Linked DNA regions of Homo sapiens: region 2 is linked to region 1. Evidence: chromatin contacts called from ENCODE Hi-C data. All regions are on one chromosome and are shown on one strand. Each heading gives the region's core, a stretch centred on a gene start or an enhancer-like site at or near the end of the contact. The rest is flanking DNA. Distances are from core to core; before and after follow the strand shown. Region 1 holds the start of COPS2 (COP9 signalosome subunit 2). Region 2 holds the start of RFX7 (regulatory factor X7).

The links. Hi-C counts contacts between places; a loop is a spot of excess contacts on that map. Pooled maps may share reads with other maps.
Region 2: a map of CD8-positive, alpha-beta T cell shows a loop between it and region 1 (7-fold over the local background). The contact joins the promoter of RFX7 here to the promoter of COPS2 in region 1. A Hi-C loop is called at or near these places in 2 of 168 maps with a recorded cell type or tissue (CD4-positive, alpha-beta memory T cell and CD8-positive, alpha-beta T cell) and 5 of 50 pooled maps.

What each region holds. Positions count from the first base shown.
Region 1 is chr15:49,153,931-49,157,725 of GRCh38, forward strand. It overlaps COPS2 (COP9 signalosome subunit 2), which reads right to left and starts at 1,669. Exons shown (of 13, transcript NM_004236.4): 1 at 1,595-1,669. The coding sequence starts at 1,648. It also overlaps a transcript of GALK2 not described here and the pseudogene NDUFAF4P1. RefSeq lists enhancers at 1,415-1,944, 1,703-2,621.
Region 2 is chr15:56,242,552-56,246,322 of GRCh38, forward strand. It overlaps RFX7 (regulatory factor X7), which reads right to left and starts at 1,328. Exons shown (of 10, transcript NM_022841.7): 1 at 894-1,328; 2 at 574-736. The coding sequence starts at 734. It overlaps LOC124903569 (laforin-like), which reads right to left and starts at 2,267. Exons shown (of 3, transcript XM_047433428.1): 1 at 2,183-2,267; 2 at 1,432-1,628; 3 at 800-1,331. The coding sequence starts at 2,267. The coding sequence ends at 882. It also overlaps a transcript of TEX9 not described here. RefSeq lists silencers at 854-923, 1,014-1,073, 1,224-1,513, 2,004-2,053 and enhancers at 1,300-1,945, 1,946-2,591, 2,304-2,353, 2,592-3,237.

The sequences.
Region 1 (3,795 bases), core at 419-2,918:
ACCAACAGTTAGATAGAAGGAGTAAGTTCTAATGTTTGACAGCGGAGCAGGGTGACTATGGTTAAAACGTATTTTATATTTCAAAATATCTAGAAGAGATGACTTTAAATATTCCCTAGACACAGAAATGATAAAAACACAAGGTGATGGATATCCTAAATACCGACTTGATCACTACATATCCTGTGCATGTAACGAAACCCCCCATAAATATGTACAAAATACTATGAATCAATTAAAAAAATACAAGCACATATAAAAGAAACATTTTGATAACAAAACACCTGTAATATAAATAAACAGGTAATAAGTAAAAATGGACAGATACATATTCTTAATGAACTGAAGTCACTGCCTACAACTGGCTTGCACAAACTAAAATGTAAGGTAGAAACCATAACTATTAGCGAAACTACATTTAACTTTAAAAATTATAAAAATCTCTACTATGACTTTCAAATAATAGCGAGAATTTCCTTTCTCCCTTTTGCAAAGTGTGCCTTATTTTAAAATGCAAAAAACTGAAAATATATACGAAAAAGTTATAGACTAATTCAAAACAATGTATTAATATTTTGACAATCTCTGGCACTTAAAATGAGTCAGACGTCCCAAAACATCTATTTCGTAACTTTATGATAATGCAGCATCACCATAAAAGAACCATATGAAACACCCCCAAAATAAAGAAACACAGCAAAATTGACGTTAATTCTGGATCAAGATAATTTTCTGAGTTTCCACACGATGTTTTTGAATAGCAAACGTTATTCAAACTTGCAAATCCATTAATAAATGAAGCTTTGAATCTTTAAAAATCTCCATTCGGTCAGAAAAATTCGTTTATTTCTATGCTGTTGCTGTTTTAAACTTTGTATACTGGGAAATTTCTAAGGGAAAAGCCATGGGTTCAATTATCTTTCACCCGTCCTCCAAAAACACCACAAGCAAAACCTCCTCCCCAGCTTTTCTTTATAAAGAACTGAAAAAGTGGTTCGACTACCTTTTTTTCAGTTATCTTTGCTCTGAACTCTCCCCTACACACTTACCTCGGACCAAAACTGGCCCTGGCAAGACTATTTAAGCTATGTCTCCAGGAGACTCACAAGTTGCGTTTCGCAGTCAGGCCTGGGAGCAGTAAGGACACCCCCGTTTTCTGACTTCTCCTAGCATTTCGCACCCGCTCAGTTCCAGTGTGAAGAAGTGGGGGCCCGGAACGCTGGGCCCGAAAGGGCAAAGCCAGGGCCTACACCGCAGCATGGTCACCGAGGCGGCTAGCGCGGTGGGGAGGCAGAAGACAGAGAACCGAACGCCTGGGACCAGGGGCATCCGTGTAAACCGAAGAGGCGCTCAGACTCGGAGGGCAAGGCCCGGGGCCCCCTTCGCTGCCTCCTTTGCCCTCCCTTCCCCCATGCTGGAGAAGCAGGGCCCGGGCCCGGTGCGGGAACGGGGAGGAGGTAAACCAGTCCTGTCACCGCACTGAGAGAGGCTGTAAACGGCACATGCTCTACGGGGAGAGGCCGCGGGCGCCCCGGCCCGGACCCCGAAAACAAGACACATCACCACCCTCAGAGTTCCATTCCCTGCGCCTCACCAGGTCGTAGTCCTCCTCATCATCGCACATGAAATCATCCTCCATGTCAGACATCTTGGCCGGGAGGGGGAGGAGAAATTGGAGACAACCTCCTCCCACAATCCTCCGCGGCTCAGAGGCGTCACTCTCAGCTTCTTTCCGCCTTCCAGTCCCTCTTAGAGGAGCTGTTTCCTGCCGGAACTAATTATCTCGACTTGTAGCTGATTCGCTACGACTCCAAAAGAGACTGCACCACCCCCCGTTTCCTCCGAAGTGGTTGGTGCCTTAGCAACTAAAGCTGGCAACTGGGACATCGTCCGGTGCTGCAGGTCTCAGCCGAAGGGCGTCGGAAACTGCGCTCGCATCGAGCAGTTTCCAGCCTCCTGGGTAAAGGAGCAGTCTCCTCCCTTGCTTGGGACTCTGGACGCATCTCATTCCGGTGAAAGTAAGGGACAGCTTAGGACCAGAAGCCTTTCGCGGAGAAAAGGCTGACATGCCCGTCCTATATGACAGGTATTATTTCTGCTATCATTGTACGTGTGCATTTAGCCCACACATTGCGGTGGGTGTTCCTAAGATACTTGGAGTACTTTTCAGCAACACAGTTTACACTTAATGCTTGTTATATTTGTAGTTGACAAAACAATTCTATGGATATCCTAAATTAGGTATGCAGCTATCAGTTGAGTTGCCTTAAATCTTACTCAGTTGTTCAACGAGTTGTAAACTGACCTTTACAGCCCTTGGGACCAAATTAAGGTAACAACGACTGGTTTTTAAAAAATACATTACTGTGAACCTGAGGGCATCATGTTGTAAGGAGATGGGGGCTGCGGTGACTCGCGGGATCAGGAATTTCAAGAGAACCGAGCGGAAAGGGAAATCCGCAACATGAAGCCCTCTCTCGCTCCCAGGCACCCCTCTACCAGCAGCCTCCTGCCAGAGCAGATTAGTCTCTATCCAGAAATTAAGGGAGAGATTGCTCGTAAAGATGACAAGCTGCTGTCATTTCTAAAATATGTGTGTGTTGATTCCAAAGATCCTGTGTCTTCCGTGCAGCTGAAAGCTGCTGAAACACGTCAGGAGCCAAAGAAATTCAGATTGCCGAAAGGCCATCACTTTGATATGATAAATATTAAGAGCATTCCCAAAGGCAAAATTTCCACTGTAGAAGCATTGACACTTTTCAATAATCATAAACTTTATCCAGAAACATGAACTGCTGAGAAAATAGCGCAAGAATATCATTTAGAACAGAAAGATGTGAATTCCCTTCTTAAATATTTTGTTACTTTTGAAGTCAAAATCTTCCCTCCTGAAGACAAGAAAGCAATACAATCAAAATGAAGAAAATCACAAAAATTTCCTATGTGTACTCCTCATCCCTCATCCTGTATATTTTCTTATTTTTGCATATTAAATTATGTTAATTACCAAGTGTTTAATGCTCTCATTGTGAGAGCATCCTCTTAATATTTATTGAGCTCCCTGAATTTTCAAGATTGCCATAGACTGTATTTTGTTTTCTTTTAATTTGGTTTAGGCATATTTCATATGTACATGTTAGCATGACTAATCAGCACATCTGTACCTTTATTATAAGTAAAAGAGTTAATTTGTTATTTTAGACACATCATACCAACTTTTAAATTGGTCATATGACCCCTTGGGAAGTGTCCTGAATCCCTCATTTAAGTTTTCCTATCCAATTTAGGTGTTTAGTTCATTCTTCATATGTGATAGTGAAAGTAAAAGCTTTCCTGACTCTTAAGACTGACATTTTCTTGCTAGGGAAAGAGACTCGATAGTAAGGTAGACTAACAGTATTTCCCAAATAAAGGCACATAGGAGAAAATAAAGAATCAATAAAATCTAATTAAAATTACTACCCCAGGGAATAAGAAGTATTGAGGATTTATTTTATTTTGAATTGGTTTTAAGTATGGAATAATTGTCTTTACAGTTATAAAAAGTAATTAGTGGTGTTTACGAAATGTTGGGAATTTCTGCTTTGACAAATAGTTAAGTCCCATGGCCTTCAGAGAGAGAGGCAGTAGTAGAAACTTTCGAAAAAGTAACATTTCTCTGGATTTAACATGGAACTAGAAAAATTTAAAGAATAATTAAAAAACCATGGTAAATGAAATTTGGTGATTATATATAGTTTTGGATGTTAATGCTAGTTGAGAGAAGAGAGAAAAAATAGCAAGTAGAAGCAGAGA
Region 2 (3,771 bases), core at 78-2,577, 7.1 Mb after region 1:
AAGCACTTTCTTCACAATCAATGCAAAGAATAAACTCCCTGAAAAAGAAATTTAATATTAGGATAAGGGAGGCAAAAACATTCAGAAATAGCAGCTAACCCAACTGAAAGGAAGAGACACATTAGGTTTTGTGCTGCATATTAATATTCTTACGCACAGTATCTGTTTGGTGAAAATTCACAATACACTTCTTCCTCCTTCTATGGCTGCAAAAAGGAGTAAACACATTTCACATTCTCCAGTTCCAAATTCATGCCACCATCATGCAATATGACTTAATTTCGACCCATATTTCTGTTACAATGAGTGAAAAAATAAAACCAAAAAACTTGTTTATCTGCACTCACAATTGAGGAAGGGGTAAAAGCATTTTTTAGCTAAGAAGACAGGGGCTGATTGATGCAAAGTCCGCACACCTCCAGAGATCCTACAAATGTGCACCCGACTGGGGAAAGCCACATTCAATGAATGCATCAGCCTCCTCCTCCGCTCCCCCCGCCCGCCGCCCCCCACCCACTTTGCAGCAGAAATGTGCCTGGGCTTTTTCACGCGAGCGATGGAGGATCCTCTTACCAGATGGAGTTCTTGATCTTGTGTTGCAGCGCGCTGGCCTCTGTCCCTGGCAGCCCGGGCACAAGGGCTGGCAGGGCCACCCCCGAGTTGGGGGCGCTGGGGGGAAGCTGCTGATGGGCATCAGGCTGCTGTGGTGGCGGCTGTTGTTGTTCCTCTGCCATCGCTGCAGAGGGGTGGGAGGGAGGGAGGGAAAGATGGGGGCGCGGGGAAGGGTGAGGGAAGAGACCGGGAGGGGAGGACGAAGGGGGGAGAGGAGGAGGGGGAGGGGGAGGGGAAGAGGAGGAGGAGGAGGAAGGAAGCTGGATAAGCTAGGCCTTTACCCCAGGGCTCGAGTGAGTCGCTTTCGCCTGCCGCCTGGGGAACATCACCGGGGAGACCAGCGGCTCCTCACGGCCGGGGCGCTTCACCGCGGGAGAGGCATGGCGGCGCCCCTCAGCCCCCCGCTGGCGCCGCCGCCTCCTCCCGTCAGCGGCCGGGGCTGTGGGGGGGTGAGATGGGGGCGTTTGAAGACGAAGTGGGGGGGGCAGGCTCCCCCCAAAATCCAAGAAGAACGGTTGCTCAGGGATTTGGCGGCCAAGCCTTCCTTCCTTGTCCCCGGGGCTTTCTACTGCCGGGTCCCCGTGCTGCTGCAGCCCCAGGCACCGCTCCACGCCACTCCCCACGCCGCCGCCGCCGCCGCCGCTCGCTCCCGGCCCCGCCGCCGCCGCGGCCGCCGCTGCCCTGCCAGCCCCGGAGGCAGCCCAGTGCGCGCAGCCGCACTGCGGCCCGGCGCAGACCGCACAACACCTACCGCTCCGCCGGGGGGCGTGGACCAGGGTGTGCGGGCCGCGGGCGCGACGGGCCGGGATGGGGGCGCACGGCGCGGAGGGCGGCGCGGGCCAGCGGGCCAGGGAAGCGCGCCGCTGGGGGCCGGGAGGAGTCCGGCCCGGCTGGTGGAGAGCAGGAAAACGTGGGGGAGGTGCTGGCGAGAGAAAGAGAACTTGCGTGAGGAGGAGGAGGAGAAACCAAATTTAATAATATTTGGCGTGGAAATGGGATTTGGGCGGGGGAGGCATCTTCAAAGCAAGTAAAGAGAAATCAACATTATCCCCCTTCCCCTGCACATGCATGTGAGGATTACTTCCTCCCTGAGTAAATGAAGAGAACTGAAGCAGGTAAGACGATAAACTGACTTTTCAGAAGCCCCCAAAGAAGAACACCCGTTGGAATTAACCACCCTTTAGGTAATTCGGTCTTGAACGGAAATCGCGAGTCAGGAGCTGGGTTGAGTGCTCCTCGGTCGGGCATTCAAAGCCCTCCAAATCTGGCCCCACTTTAACTATCCAATCATAGCGGCCTCCATCCCCCTGCAAGAACTCCCGGCTCCAATCAGGGAAGTCTCCATGCCATCCTCAACGCGCAGCAGATTCATTCTTCCTTCGTGCCTTTGCTCATGCTGTTCCCCTCCACCTCCCCACCCCACCCCACCCCCTTTCCAGGAATGCCCTCCCTCCTTTATACCGCTCCCAATTCCACCCAGGCTCTAAAGCATAGCTCAAGTCGCGGCTTGTCAGGGTCCCTGCAGCCAAGGCCACTGCCTGCCTCTGAAAGAAACGCATGTAGTACTCACAACATGGAGGCTCAGGCGTCAGCCACGAGCTCCTTCCTTTGGAGCCCGTTGAACACCCGCCCTCCCCCCGCAGACTCCGCACCATTCCCCCCCTTCCCATTCATACCTAAATGATAGCTTTGCCACAAATAAGTCAGTCTCCTTTAAGAGCAGAAGAATTGGCTTTTCTAGGTGGGGCTGATCAGGGAGGCTGCGTGGATGTAGAATACAACAGCCAAGGCCTCTGGCACCAAATGGAACAGCTGTTCAGCTCACACTGACCTTTCTTTGGGCCCGTGGGTGTTATGAGCCCTTCAGCTTTAACTTTTCTGATAGAGTGTCTATCAGGTTTCTACCTGTTAGATCCTCTGGCCACTTTCCTGCTGTGTGTGGACTTTGGGCTGTGGGGCTCTGCCACCTTTTAGACTCCTAGTGGATGGTGAATCTGATTGGCTTGGGTTGCCTGGCCTTTGAGTTCTCAGTTCCCTGCCTTGGCCTGAAACCCTCTTGCTTTTGTCCACTGTGCCCTCTCTCCTGGCCCACAGACTTAAGGCCCAGACTCACACTGAATGCTTGCACGTGGTGAGGGTTGAGGGTGGGGGTGCAGGGAGGAAGAACACCTGTGTGCAAAATAAGCCGCCCCCCCGCCCCCGGGGCCTCTTGGATTACGCTGTGCTCCAACTACCCATTGCACGAGTTGCATCACACAAATGAGCCCCCTTTTCCATACTCTAAGGTCTCTATTAGCTTAGCCACTTTAGGAAACTATAGGTGGTTTACGACATTCATTTTGCATACATATCTTCATGTGGGTGTGTAAAGACAGTATTTTTGTGGACCTAATTGATAGACATGGTGTGCACTAGACAGAAGCTTTGAAGGATAAAAATAGCTAATGTTTGTTGAACACTTTGTGTGCCAGACTAGCACTTTCCATACATTATCATAGTTATTCCTCCCCAAGAGTGTATAATGTAGGTATTATTAGTCTCCCTCTGTTACAGATGAAATGGAAGCTTAGGTTAATTAACATTCTTAAAATTACCCAATTAGTAAATGCAGGAGCCAAAATTTGAGTCCTGGAAGTTTAATTCCAGAGCCTGCAAGCTATGCTGAAACTGGAATTACGCTGAAAAATCTTGAATGTAGGTATATATATACGTGTGTGTGTGTATGCCCTATATCACGTTGAGGAAAGTTGCCAAGTTCCCCAAGGTTCTAATTTTTTGCCTTGCCAAGAGAGAATGATGGCTCCAAGTTGCAACACCCTGGGAGGGGGAGATCCTTAGGAAGTGGGAGAGTCATCGAGGGGGTAACGTATCTAAGGTCTGCCAAAGGCCTTAAGAAAAGGAAGCCGAGAACCAAGACGTTTTATAAAAAGTTCGCTACCGGGTGTCACACAGGCTGGCTTCCCAAGTGCAACTTCTGAGAGTTTTTAATGGGTTCCATAAAAGAGCCAGGTCACCCCAGCAGCCACTAGAGGGCTCACGAAGCTGCAGCCGCGGGCTGCCCTCTAGCGGCGGTGCTGACCGGAGTGTGGTGGTAAACCTTTTCCGGCCTTCCAGGACCTACAGGGAGTTGAAGGAGACCAGCAATGGGAGGGGTGGCAG